Linked DNA regions of Homo sapiens: region 2 is linked to region 1. A link is a contact called in ENCODE Hi-C or POLR2A ChIA-PET data. All regions are on one chromosome and are shown on one strand. The core of a region is the stretch at or near the end of the contact, and the rest is flanking DNA. Distances in the headings are between cores, read along the strand shown. Region 1 holds the start of RAB36 (RAB36, member RAS oncogene family). Region 2 overlaps CABIN1 (calcineurin binding protein 1).

Evidence for each region. A loop is a pair of places that touch in the nucleus more often than their neighbours do. ChIA-PET counts read pairs that join two places held with the same protein, here RNA polymerase II (POLR2A). Pooled maps may share reads with other maps.
Region 2: a pooled map shows a loop between it and region 1 (8-fold over the local background). The contact joins the enhancer-like site here to the promoter of RAB36 in region 1. A Hi-C loop is called at or near these places in 1 of 168 maps with a recorded cell type or tissue (posterior vena cava) and 6 of 50 pooled maps. POLR2A ChIA-PET finds 5 or more read pairs at or near these places in 3 of 52 experiments (HEK293, PC-9 and naive thymus-derived CD8-positive, alpha-beta T cell).

Annotation. Positions count from the first base shown.
Region 1 is chr22:23,142,182-23,148,520 of GRCh38, reverse strand. It overlaps RAB36 (RAB36, member RAS oncogene family), which reads right to left and starts at 3,044. Exons shown (of 11, transcript NM_004914.5): 1 at 2,970-3,044; 2 at 1,836-1,916. The coding sequence starts at 1,904. It also overlaps a transcript of RSPH14 not described here. RefSeq lists a silencer at 3,222-3,291.
Region 2 is chr22:24,153,953-24,160,291 of GRCh38, reverse strand. All of the region lies in intron 29 of CABIN1 (calcineurin binding protein 1), which reads right to left. Among named protein-coding and RNA genes, the nearest start is that of SUSD2, 24 kb to the left of the region's middle. RefSeq lists enhancers at 2,243-2,676, 3,605-3,674 and a silencer at 3,855-4,444. Within about 2 kb of position 2,716, at least 33 of the 41 ENCODE cell types and tissues checked have a DNase peak (open chromatin) inside an H3K27ac peak, as active enhancers do.

The sequences.
Region 1 (6,339 bases), core at 1,795-4,294:
CCTGGGGTAGGGTGCTCTGGAGCCAGACACGGCCAGGTCAAATCCCAGAGGTACCAGGAGCAGCTGTGTGATGTCAGGCAACCCTCCTTAACTCTGATCCTCGCCGTCTGCTCTGCCAATGAGGTTCTTCATCTCATGATACCTGGACTGTTTTGTGCCAATCACACTTTCCTTCCTTTTGACTCAAGAAAGACCAGTCTCTGTCATCCCTAGTTACCACTGTCAAGCTCTGCAGAGAGAATAATTGCCTGAGCCTCTGTTGAGATGGAAAACCCATGGGGAACTGTCCACAGGTCTGAGACACAAAGCCTTTCTCTGTAGGTGTGTGAAGAAGGAACTTAGGGAGGAAGGTAAAGAAGGGGGAAGGAGGAAGAGCCACATACTCCAAATACCCAGGACCTGTCTAGAGTCACCTCCTCCTCACCAGCCTGGCCACAGAATCCAAGATGCAAAAAAGGCCATTCCATGGAGAGGATCTATCCCTCTGCACCTGTCCGAAGCCACAGAGGCAACCACTGAGAGTAGGGGCTTATATATCCTGCCAGAAATATTTTCTGCATATATAAACAAATAGACATTTCTCCCTCTCCTTGTTTTCACACACCGGAGTGTGCTGCACACACTCTACTGCACTCTGTTCCATGCCCTGCATTTTTACTTAACGGTTTACTTTGGCTCTCGTTGCATGTCAGCTCCTGAAGAGGTTGCCTCATTCTTCCTCATGTCTGTGCCAGGAAGCATTACTTGTTTAACCAGTCCCCTCTCCGAGGATGTTTACGTTGTATCTTATCTTCTATTCTTACAAACTGCTCCAACCCCTATCCTTATGCACATTGTAAACCCATGCCAGAATATCTGCCAAGTAAATTCCTAGAAATAGAATAGCAAGGCCAGTTGTGGTGGTCCACACCTATAATCCCAGTGCTTTGAGAGGCCCGGGTGGGAGGATTGCTTGAGGCCAGGGGTTCAAGACCAGCCTGGGCAACATAGCAAGACTTCATCTCTATTAAAAAAAATTAAAAATTAGCCAGGCATGGTAGCACATGCCTGTGGTCCTAGCTACTCCGGGAGGCTGAGGCAGAAGGATTGCTTCAGCCCAGGAGTTAGAGGAGTGAATTATGATGGCACCATTGCACTCCAGCCTGGGTGACAGAGCAAGATCCTGTCTCTAAAAAAAAAAGAAAAAAGAAACAGAATGGCTGGATCTTAGAGGGCAGGGTCATCTTCTATATTGGTAAATATTGTCCACTGCCCCCTATGGAGGTTGTACTCAATTTGTATTCCCTGCTGCAATTAATATTGGATTTTAATACAGACACAAGAGAGCTGTGAGTTTTCAAGCTCATAGAGGCGGAATGGCAAGAGGAGAGAGCCCTGGATTTGGGGTCATGGAACTGGAATGCTGTTTTGATAACAACAACGATGATGAGAACAACAGCAACTATGACTGCAGGGGAGCTCCTGCATACCATGAGCCAGGCACCCAATATGAGAGGAATTACCTTCATGTAACAGTGGCTCTGAGAGGTTGAGTAATTTGCCCACAGCCACACAGCTTAATGACAGAATCAGAATGAAGGATTCACATCAAGGACTGTCTGGCTGCAAAATCCCAGCCCTTATAACCTCCAGGCCACACTGCTGCCCAGTGTCACCATTAACTTGCGGTCCCACCTTGGGCAGTCAGTGACCAGTCTCCCAGCTCCTCAAGGTAAATCTGACAATGGACAGACCTCCTTGATTCACCTGCTTTACTTCTAGGCATGAGTGTAGAGTGGGGAGAGCTGATGTGGCTGCAGGGCCAGGAGAGCACTGCAGACGTAATGACTCTCTACCTTAGGGAAGCTGGCGATGACACGGTCGCGGCTCACAGGGGGCCCCAAAGGTGTCAGGGAGGACCTCATTCTTCCACAGTCCTGTGGACCCAACCAGGAGAAAGACAGTTAAGGAGCTGTGCAAATACCTGGGGATTCACCCATGAGTTTCCACCTAACTTTTCATCAGATCCAGGCTGGGTGCAGTGGCTCATGCCTGTAATCCCAGCACTTTGGGAGGCCAAGGTGGGAGGATCACTTGGGCCCAGGAGGTTGAGACCAGCCTGGGCAACAAAGTGAAACCTCAGTCTCTACAAAAAAAAACCAAAAAAATTAGCAGGGCATGGTGGCCTGTGCCTGCAGTCCCAGCTACTTGGGAGGAAGGTGGGAGGAATGCTTGAGCCTGGGAGGTCAAGGGTGCAGTGAACCGTGAAGGTGCCACTGCACTCCAGCCTGGGTGATAGAGTAAGACCTTGTCTCAAGAATTATAAATAAAACCAGATCCAGGCTTCCCTCTCTGTCAGGAATATGGGGCAGAGGCCATTTCTCTCAATCTGCATACAGCAGGCAGCATGGTATGGGGGAACCAGGCCTGCCCCACCCTGCCTGGGAGTCAGAAGACCTGGGTCTCCCCTTGACAGGTGTCTACCAAGGAGGAGCTCCCCTCTGAGCTTACCTTACTGGGCTGTGAGGCATGGCACAGCTCAGGCAGTGGAAGTAGAGTGGGGAGGGGTCTCCTGCTCCCAGTCTGCAAAGGACGAAGGCTCTAGGTGGGCCTGGGGGCCTTAACTTTCAGCCAACTAGGCCTTTTCCCTGAAAACCCTCACTTCACCAGGCCTCTGACTCCTCGAGCCTCCTCAACAGCCCCTCTGTCTCCTTTTTCTGTCCGGACTCCTCTCCAGGCTGGGCTGGGGTGGTCCTGGCGGAGTCCGGTTGTCTTCCCGCATCTGACCTGGCTCTCCTCCACAACCAGCGCGGGCCTGGCCCAGAGTTTGCGCTCCGGAAATGAGGACGCCCCGGGGCCGCAGGCCGCTTTCAAGTTATAGGGGCGGGAAGTGGGCGCGGACGCTGTGCCCTCGCGGCCCTGGCCTCGGGATGTGCCAGCACGGGGTTGGGTGACCGGGAGGGTCGGACAGAGTGGGCGAGCTGACTCACCAGCGATGGCTGTGAAAGCTGGGGCTCCGCGCGGCCTGGTCCGCCTGAGCCAGCGGCGGCGATCACCATGGCAACGAGAGCCACGCGGGACCTGCGGGCTACACGAATCGTCGACGTCGTGGGCGGGGTCTGCGTTGGACTGGCAGCGGCGCGTCCAAGCATCCAGCTTGCACCGGCGATCACCATAGCAACGAGAACCTGCCTGGAGTCTGGGCGGGGCTGGCAGCAGAGAGACTCCTGGACACCCTGGAGAGCCGGAGATCACCATGACAACAAGGGCGGTGCTGGATGGGTGGGCGGTGGGCGGGGCTATGGAGGCCCGGGGGCGGAGCCTGAGCCCTGGGTGGGGCTGACCGTGGAGAGATTCGCGCAGGTTCTGGTGATCAGCTCGGCTGGGAGAGGTTGGGCGGTTATGGCATAAGAGCTCCTGATGTGGTATTGATGTTTAATTGGAGTCAAGCACCCTGCAGCTGCAGAAGATAGACCTGCCTACCATCTACTGACCTTAGTCTGCATAGTTCTGAATCCAGTGCTGTCTGAATATCATATGCCTGGCTTCTAGAGCTCACGGTACAAAATTAATTTCCTTAATAAAAAGCTGACCTGAGTCAGTGATTTCCTCTGAACTAGTTTCGGTTTGGAAAGTTAGCTGTTTTGGGCTAGATGGCCTCTTGTGGCCCTTATAAAACCGTGGAACCAGCTTCGAAGTCCGGGGTTCAGTTTGAGAACCTACTTAATTCAGCTCCTTAACTTTTCTGCATCACAATATGGAAGCCTTGGTACACAGATCTAACTCAGTCATCTTCAATTCAAAGCTAAGTGTGCTGGAGGCTGGTGTTTGATGTCTTTTTTTTTTTTTTTTAAAGAGATGGAGTCTTGCTATGTTGTCCAGGCTGGACTCGAACTCCTAGGCTCAAGGAATCCTCCCGCCTCAGCCTCCCCAGTCCTTGGGACTACAGGCAAGGGCCACCACACCTGGCTCTGTTTAATGTCTTTTAGTGAGTTTCACTGCTAAGGTTGAGGCTTAGGGGGTGAACTTAGGTGAGTTGTTCCACCTTCCGCACCTCAGTTTACTCAACTATAAAATAAACGCAACTATCTATTTCAATGGATCACCTGAGATGGTGAAAGTGCTTTTATACTGTAAAGCTTGATTCAAGTCCATTAACTATTCATTTGTCCTACATGTACTGAAAGCTTCCTGGTATATGCCTAGCACTGGGGAGACAAGGAAAGAGAACGGACATGGTGTCCACCCTCAGGGAAATTGGAGTCCACTGCGGGAAGCAGAGAAGTAAATAGAGAATTAGGGGAAGGGAGTGTGCCAATGGGATTTAGGAGAAGGGAAGATTAAGCTGTGGGGTCACTTACTAATTTGGATTTGGGGATTTGGCAGGAGCTAGAGATCACCCTGAACTCCTCCTTTAGCTGTTTTTTTTTTTTTTTTTTTTTTTTTTTTGAGATGGAGTCTCACTCTGTCGCCCAGGCTGGAGTGCAGTAGTGTGATCTCGGCTCACTGCAATCTCCGCCTCCCGGCTCAAGCGATTCTCCTGCCTCAGCCTCCCGAGTAGCTGGGACCACAGGTGCGCACCAACCATGCTTGGCTAATTTTTAAATTTTTTTAGTAGAGATGGGGTTTTGCCATGTGTGCCAGGCTGGTTTTGAACTCCTGGCCTCATGTGATCCGCCGGCCTTGGCTTCCCAAAGTGTTGGGATTACAGGCGTAAGCCAGCACACCTGGCCCCAATCCTCCTTTAGCTCTTAAGTGGGCTCTTTGCCTAGATCTAGAAACCAAACTGACACTGGGCAGATTAGCAAGAGAAAAGCATACAAGTGTTATTAGTTTTACATGCGCATGGGGATCTTTACCAGAGTGAAGTCTAGAGAAGTGGCCAAAGCAAGATGCTTTTATACTTTTTAGACAAAGGATGACAAATTTGAGAAGAAATGGCAGGACAAAGGGGATCTGGCTAGGGCAGTAAATTCTAGGGGATTCACTAGGAGATAATATGAGGGGCATAAACTTAGTGGAAGACAGGGTTAAGTATATTTATTCAGGTCCATTGCAGTCCCCAATTCTTAGTCTCAGGTGACAAGGGCTATTTTCTTGCCCTGGTACAGTGAGGGTACCGCTCCTAGAGGAATCTTTATGGCTTGCTGAATGCAGAAAGAAGCATATCTGTTTGCCTTTTCTTGTATCTTTTTTTAAAATTATATCTATTTATTTATTTATTTATTTATTTATTTATTTATTTATTTTAGAGTTGAGGTCTCACTCTGTCACCCAGGCTGGGGTGTAGTAGTGTGATCATATCTCACTGTAACCTCAAACTCTTGGGCTCAAGCAACCCTCCCCCTTCAGCCTCCCAAAGTGCTAGGATTACAGGTATGAGCCACTGCACCTGGCCCAGTTAGCCCTTTCTGAGGCCACTATTTTTCCAATGTTGTCCACTCAAAATGGTCAATATACCAATCCAGCATATTTTGGGATGGCCCATACTTCACTCCTTCAGGGAGAAGGAAGGTTTCATGGAAGAAGTGTTCACCAAGTTGCATCCTGAAGGATAAAGAGGTAATAATTAGTGTTACAGAGCGCTCAGGCTTCATGAGCGAGGTGGCATTTGAGGGGTTAAGAGAGAGTCTGGCATGGCTGGAGGAGGCCATCACCCAGGGACTGGAGCACTAGGCTAGGAGTTTGGACTCAGCCCTGAGACTAGTGGGGAGCCATGGAGGGTTTTATGCAGGTGGTGGCTGGGTCTGGCTTGCTTTTGAGAACAGCTACGCTGGCCAGCAGTGTGTTGGGTCCACTGCAGAGGCTAACCTTTGTCATTACCAGGCGGTCAGCCTGAAGAGCAAGGGGCATGGGCAGGGCTAGGCAGTCTTGAGATCAGGCCTATGTAATTTGGGGGAAACTGGCTGAGCGCAGTGGCTCACGCCTGTAATCCTAGCATTTTGGGAGGCCGAGGCGGGTGGATCATCTGAGGTCAGGAGTTCGAGACCAGCCTGGCCAACATGGCGAAACCCTGTCTCTACTAAAAATACAAAAATTAGCTGGGTGTGATGGCGGCCGCCTATAATCCCAGCTACTTGGGAGGCTTAGGCAGGAGAATCACTTGCACCCGGGTTGGGTGCGGTGGCGCGGAGTGGAGCGGAGGTTGCAGTGAGTCAAGATCGCGCCACTGCACTCCAGCCTGCGTGAAAGAGCGAAACTCCGTCAAAAAAAAAAATTGGGAGAAACGACTGAACTTCTCTGAGGTTCTTGTCTCTAAACTAGATGTTACCACCTTATGAATTTACTCTGAGGATCAGAGGCATGCAAAGTACCCAGTACAGAGAAGGGCGTAAATAAGTCACTTCCTTTCCCTTCTGT
Region 2 (6,339 bases), core at 1,467-3,966, 1.0 Mb before region 1:
GAGCAGGCCAGTCAGAACAGTACTCAGACCCAAGGCACGAGCTTGTCACAGAGTGGACGAGGGTCAGGTGTGGGCTGAGTAGGGACATAGAGATTCATCCTATGTCTACACTGGGAGGGACAACCTGAGTATGTAATCAACTCACCCCTCATTTTCCAGAGAGGGAAACTGAGTTCAGGTGACCTGCCAAGGCTGCCTAGTGATGCAAAGTGGGACAGGACCCAGGGGCCAGACTCGCCCACCTCAAGTCTCTTCCTACACCCCTGCTTAACACTCAGAGGAACAAGAAATTGGCAGCCTCCCTGTTTTACAGATGTAGAAATGGAAGCATGGAGAATGCAGTGATGCCAGTTCACCTCGGTTTTGAAAAGGTGCCTCTTAAGACTTGCAAAGGCCCATTGCAGGGGCAGGCTGCCACTGGAATGCCTGCCTGTGGACGGGGTGGCTGGCAGGTGGCCAGTGTCTTCCACCAGCACCATGGGTGCCTCAGGGTGTCATAATTAAGTCCCTTGGGCAATGTTGCAGGAAATGGCCTCTAAGCAAGCTCTCTGCTGGCCTTTTCCAGCTGTCCCCTGCTGCCACACCCACAGGATTCAGATGCAACCCCCTGCCCCATTCTGTCATTCCCAGGGCCATGCCCAGCTGGGATGCCACGTGAGGCTCAAGCAAGAGGGCAGAAGAGGGAGGAACCATACTTGGGAGTAGACAGAATGGCTGTGAAGGAGCTGCCTGGGCGCTGCACAGGGGTGCTGAGGAAGGAACAGGCCATGAGGTGCCAGGAGCCACCTGGGAGACCCAGGGCACCTGGCCTGACAAGGGAGCAAGCAGGCAGCTGGGCAGGTGGTCATCTACTTCACACAGCAGTCTCTTTCCTCTCCAGCTCACCCAGGTTGTCCAATCCAAACTAGCCTGAGTCTGCTAGGGGCCTTCTTGGGCTTGGCCCGGCCTGGTCAGGCACTGCCTGCAGGGTTGCCCCCAGCTTCTGACGTCAGCAGCCAGTTTCAAGGGCCTGAGTCTTGAACGGGAATAGCTGCCCTGCCACAGTCCCCTGGACTCTGGGCTCCCCAGGGTGGAGCAGATGGGTGGTGCAGGCAGGAGGGCTGCATCTCTCTGGCTCACACCTATACCTCAAGGCCTTTGAGCAGAGCCTGGCCTCCTGGGAGACTCAAGATCTGTGAGCCAAGATGAAATCTCAGAGAACTCCTGAAGCCCCTGGGGGGAAGAGAAGCCCACAGGCAGAGAGAGTCAGGACAGACAGGGGCCCCTGGGTCCTGCCTGCAGACTGCCCAGAAAAGTAGTATTCCAGGTAAAACCCACAAATCCTGGCCTCCACATCCCTTTGCCCTTGGTGTAGCCCTAAGGTGACTCTGATTCCCAAGAGGGCTGGAAAAGTGTCTTGTCCTCCCTCATGTTCCTAGCGCCACATCCAGGCTACCCCTGAGTAGGCATTGGAGAGTTTATGCCACAGATAAATCCCTTTCAAGGATGCTGGGGAAGCCCAACTTCCCAGTGATCCAGGGTGAGGGGACAGGAGAGAAGCTGGAACAAGAAGTAATGGGCTAGGAGAGCAAGGGATGTGGGGGGTTTTTGAAGAAAGCCAGAAAAAAACCAGGATGCAGCTGGTGCCAGAGAAGAAGCGTCGGCCAAGCAGATGAGGAAATGGGCAGCCGAGTCAGGGGTATAGCAGTGACTCCCTCAGAGTCTTCCCCATCACCCGCAGCGTCCTGAGCGGAAAGTGGGTAATTTTAATCCTGACTTTTAACTCAGCAAATACAGTACATGTATTTTCCCACATCACCAAAAACATCATTCAAAATGACCACAGAGCCCTTCACTGCACAGTGAAGTGGGCTACTGGTGAGCATCTGGCTCTGGGACTTAAGGATTCTGATGAAGAATGCTGGGCTGAACATACTTCTCCACAAAGCTTTTCTCCCTCTCTTCAAGATAGATCACCCAGAGGGGACCACGAGAGTGGGCACGCAGCAGCAGGCTGGTCTCCAGGAAGCAGGTCCTGGGTGCCTGAGCTGACACAGTGGGTGAGTGTTCTGTCTTCCTGGGCCCTCCTAGCCCCAAGCCAGCCCTGTATGCCCGTGGTAAGATGGGTGGGCAAGGCTTCCTGGAGGAGCTCAGCTCTGCCAGCTCTGTTCACAGAAAACACGACACTGTGAGCAACCAAGGGAGAGCCCGTTCCCCTGGTGGAGGGATTCCTCCAGCATCCCCCGTGGCACGGGTGTCGTGGTGACTCAGTGCTCGGAACAGGCGAGGGCGGGGAGCCTGTTGGCATCCCATTCCCAAGAGCAGTGGGCACAGGGTGTAGGAGCAGACTGCATTGAGCTGAGGGCCAGCTGCTGAGTGGGTGGCTGCAGCTAGAGAGCGATGGAGCCTCTCAGCAGAGAGGGCTGCTGGGAGAGGAGATTAGGGGCCTCCCCGCCCCCCCAGAAAAGCATAAAAACTTCCTCCTGGTTCCAGCCTATTCTTAAGCACCTCAAGCGGAGCCAGGAAGGGGATGGAATCTGGCCCTGAGGTCAGGAGCAGCTGTGGGGAAAATACCAAAATCCTCTACAGTCCTGGGGAGACCCCTGTTACCCACAAACCCACACAAGTCACCAAAGCGGCGAAACAGCTTGGAGGAAAAGGAGGGGATGGCGTGGGGCGTGTAGGGCAAACTTCATCTCCTGGGGCCAACCGTCTTCACAGGCTGCCTGCCCAGCTCCTTTAACACATGATTTCACTTACACCTTGCTGGGGGAGAGACTTGTTCCAGGGCAGCCAGCCTGCAGGGAGCCAAGACTACAGCTGAACTAAGCCTATCATGCTCTTTGCACTCTACCCGGCTTGTCCCTAAGGAAGATGAGCATCACAGACAGAGCCAGGCCGGCTGGGCAGCACCCCTCCGAGCCCTGGCCCAGATTGCCCCTTCTGGAGCCTCCCTACTCAGGAGTCCCGAAGCCTTTAGAGGCAGGACTGAGTTTCCAGACCAGCAGCTCCCTATCTTCCTGATGCCCTGAGGAGCTGAGGGTCTGGCCCCTCCCGCAGTCCTGTTCCTCCCCTAAGGTTGGGAGGAAAGGGGCCCCAGAAGCAGGCCAGGTTGAACACCCCTAGGGACAGGAAGTTCCTGCAGCTTCTACCACAAACCTATCAGGGCGGGCCTCTCTGGCCGCAGGGTTGTACACAGGCCACCAGGGGCGCCCTGGCCTCCGCCCACTCCTACACCCCACCCCCCACAACGCGGTCCTGTCTCTCCAGGCGGGGCTACTGAGGGCAAGGGATTCCCCGCGCCATCCACAGGTAATGATTCTCTCTGCAGACAAGGGCTGGGAAAGCCTGCAATTTGCCTGCAGCTGGCGCCCGCTCGTTTCCAGCCTCTCCTGCCAAATAAGACGTGGAGCGCTAAGGTCCCCAGAACTGCCGGGCTGTTCCTCCCTTCCCCCTCCCGGGAAAAGCAGAAACGACAAACAACCAAGTGCATGGGAGAGCCCCGCCGCCAACTCTGCTGTAGGCTCTATGTGCCCACCCCCCATCCCATGCAACCGTTACCCCTAACCTCACTCCTCCCACTCCGCTGCGGGGCAAGGTCCTAGCCCAGCGCACATAACGGGCCGGTGCTTGTAAAGGGCTGGAACCATCTTCCTGTCCCCGCACAGCACCTATTTATAGCTAGCGAAGCACCGCGCCCGGACGCGCTGCCCACCCGGCCGGGCGGCCAGCTCACCATCCCCAAGAGCGGCACGGCACAGCTCCTCGTCGGCGCCTTCCGCCGCAAAGTTGCTCTGGCGGGCGGCTTTCGCTTTCGCGCAGCGCACGCCCCCACGAGCCAGCTCCCAGCCCGGGGCTTGGTAGGGCTGGATGCGCTGGCGCGTGTGCGGGCTTCACCAGCGCCTGCCGCCCCCGCGCGCCGCCGCCCAAGCCGGCTTGGCCGCCCACCTGACGCTGAACCGGGTGCCAGCCCGCCCTGGGCATGGGGGCGCAGCACCCCGCCGCCGGCCGATTTCCTCCGCGGGGGCGCCGGGGAAACCACAGCCCACGGGCTTCCTGCTGCGCCTGGTGCGCCGAGGCGGGGGGCGGCCGCCAGAGCCCACCAGGGGACGATTGAGCAAAAGCGCCAGCAAAGTGGAGACCCAGACGGGCAGCGGAGGCGAAGCGGTTGCGCAGCCCCAGCCCCGGCCCCAGTCCCGGCCCCAGTCCCGGCCCCCGCCCCCGCCAAGTTCCTACCCGCCGGCTCCGCCGTGGCATCTGTGCAGTGGAGCTAGGGCGAGCGCCGGGCCATGGCCGCGGAGGCTCGTTCGCTCTCTCGCTCGCGGCGGGCCGGGGCGGGGCAGGCGCGGCCGGACGGGGCGCCGGCACTCTACTGGAAGCGGGCCCAGGAGCGCAACTGACTTTTGCCGGCCAATCCTCTCCGGTTCCCTGGACTGGCCGCTGGTGGCGGGCTGTGGACCGCTGCCGGGCAAAGTGGGTGCAGCTCTCACTGCAGGAAGCTGTGGGGCCCCAGAGAGCATGGTGTAGGGGTGGCCAGGAGTGCGGCAGGCCGGGATGGCATTGGCCAACTGTGTGTGAGGGTTATATCCCCCCTCTGCAGGCGGTGCCTATGTGAATGGCGCCCCCTGGAGTTGTGCCAGTAGTGCCCTGTGGCAGGCAGAAGTGTAGGTGTGTGGGGGAAACGACTGGCCACAGCCGAGCTGTCCTTGCTGTTACAGTTGGGCAGGGGGGCTGCAGTGAAGACCGCTGGAGTAATGTCCTCAGGGCGGAGGGCAAAAAAGAGATGCCATGGTAAGTGGGTTTTACAGCTGGAAGGGGCCTCATCTTCCAGCTAGGCTGTGAGGCCCACAGAGAAAGCACTGGGTTTGAGGGGTAGGGTTGGGAGTAGTAGGCAGCTCTCAGGACACCCCTTCCCCCAGTTTCAGTATTCCAAGAACAGCAACAGTACCCCATCCCCAGGACATGAGCAGCTTTGCAGAGCTCAGGGAGGGTCGCTCTCCGGCCTGGAAGCGGGTACTGTACCCTGCTACAGATGAGAAACAGGCTCAGGAGGGGAGGGCCTCACTCACAGCGTCTGGCCAATGCCCCTGGTACTCACAGCTCCAGTGTGCACACAGCATCTTCCTGATTTCCCATGAAGGTAGGCTGCACTGGGACAGTCTACCAACTCCTGGCTGCTCCTCCCACTCCAGCTGAGGGGAGGCCAAGGAAAGGCAGGGATGGGCCAACCTGCACGGGCTAGGTGAGAGAGATGCTGCCCCAAGCCCTGGCTTACCCACCCCCAACCCTTTGCCCCCATGAGCTTCTCTCTTATCACATAGCGAGCTTCTCTCTTATCACATAGCGCCGTTCCTCCCTCCACAGACACCCAGGGGCCTCAGACCCATTTAGCCCCTATCCTGGTGACACCTGTCCTAGTGACATCTCCTCTCTGAGCTGGCTGGTTTCCACCTGGCCTACCCCTGGGCTGGTTCCTGGAGCCAGCGGTCCAAGGCTTACTCTGTGCCCCTTCCAGGTACCCCTAGTCCAAATCAGCCCCAGGTCCAACCTGCCCCTTCAGCCTGGGTAATGTCACACTCTCTGCCCTCCTTCCTTCCCTCCAGGAGGAACTCAAGAGGCAGTGCCTCAGGATCTCCTCGAGGGATACTGCTCCCTGCCAGGCACTGGACTTGCTGCTGGGGACACAGAAGAAGGAGGCTGGGTTACCTAGAGATCATTCACTTGCAGGGGAGTCACAATGAGCACAAGCTACCTCAAGGCTGTGTGAGGACAAGGGGCTCCTCACCATGGTCAGGGTCTTAAGCAAGGAGTTCTAAATCTGCATGTTGCTCAAGCCACAACAGCCCCTTGCCATCTACCTACATTCATATAGTCATTTGACAGACACACATAGGGACAGGTTCAGAAACACTGGACACTGGTGCAGTCACACAGCAATAAGGCCACTATGGCTGGGACCTGTCCCCAAGGCCCGACTAGCTCCAGAGCTAGTTGGGCCACTCTTCCCGGCTGTCCACAGGGCTGTAGCAGACACGAGGACCAAAGCGACACTCACACCTTGCACAGCTCATGACCTTACTTCATACCTTATCTACTTCCTGTAAGATCAAGTTGGACCAAAGGAAGCTGAGAACATCTGCTCATCACACCCAGGCCAGGAAGAAACTGTGTGTTGTCTGTGGTGAGTGTGTGGCTCTCTGGAAACTAGTCCCCTGCATCCCAGAGGCCTCCAGGTCCATCACGGGCAGCACCTAGCTCTCCCCAGCGCGCATGCCTTCCCACAGAAAGAGTAGAGTGGATAGGTGCTCTCTCAGACACATTGCCAAAGAAGGGATCTGCAGGCACCACTCCACCTACCAG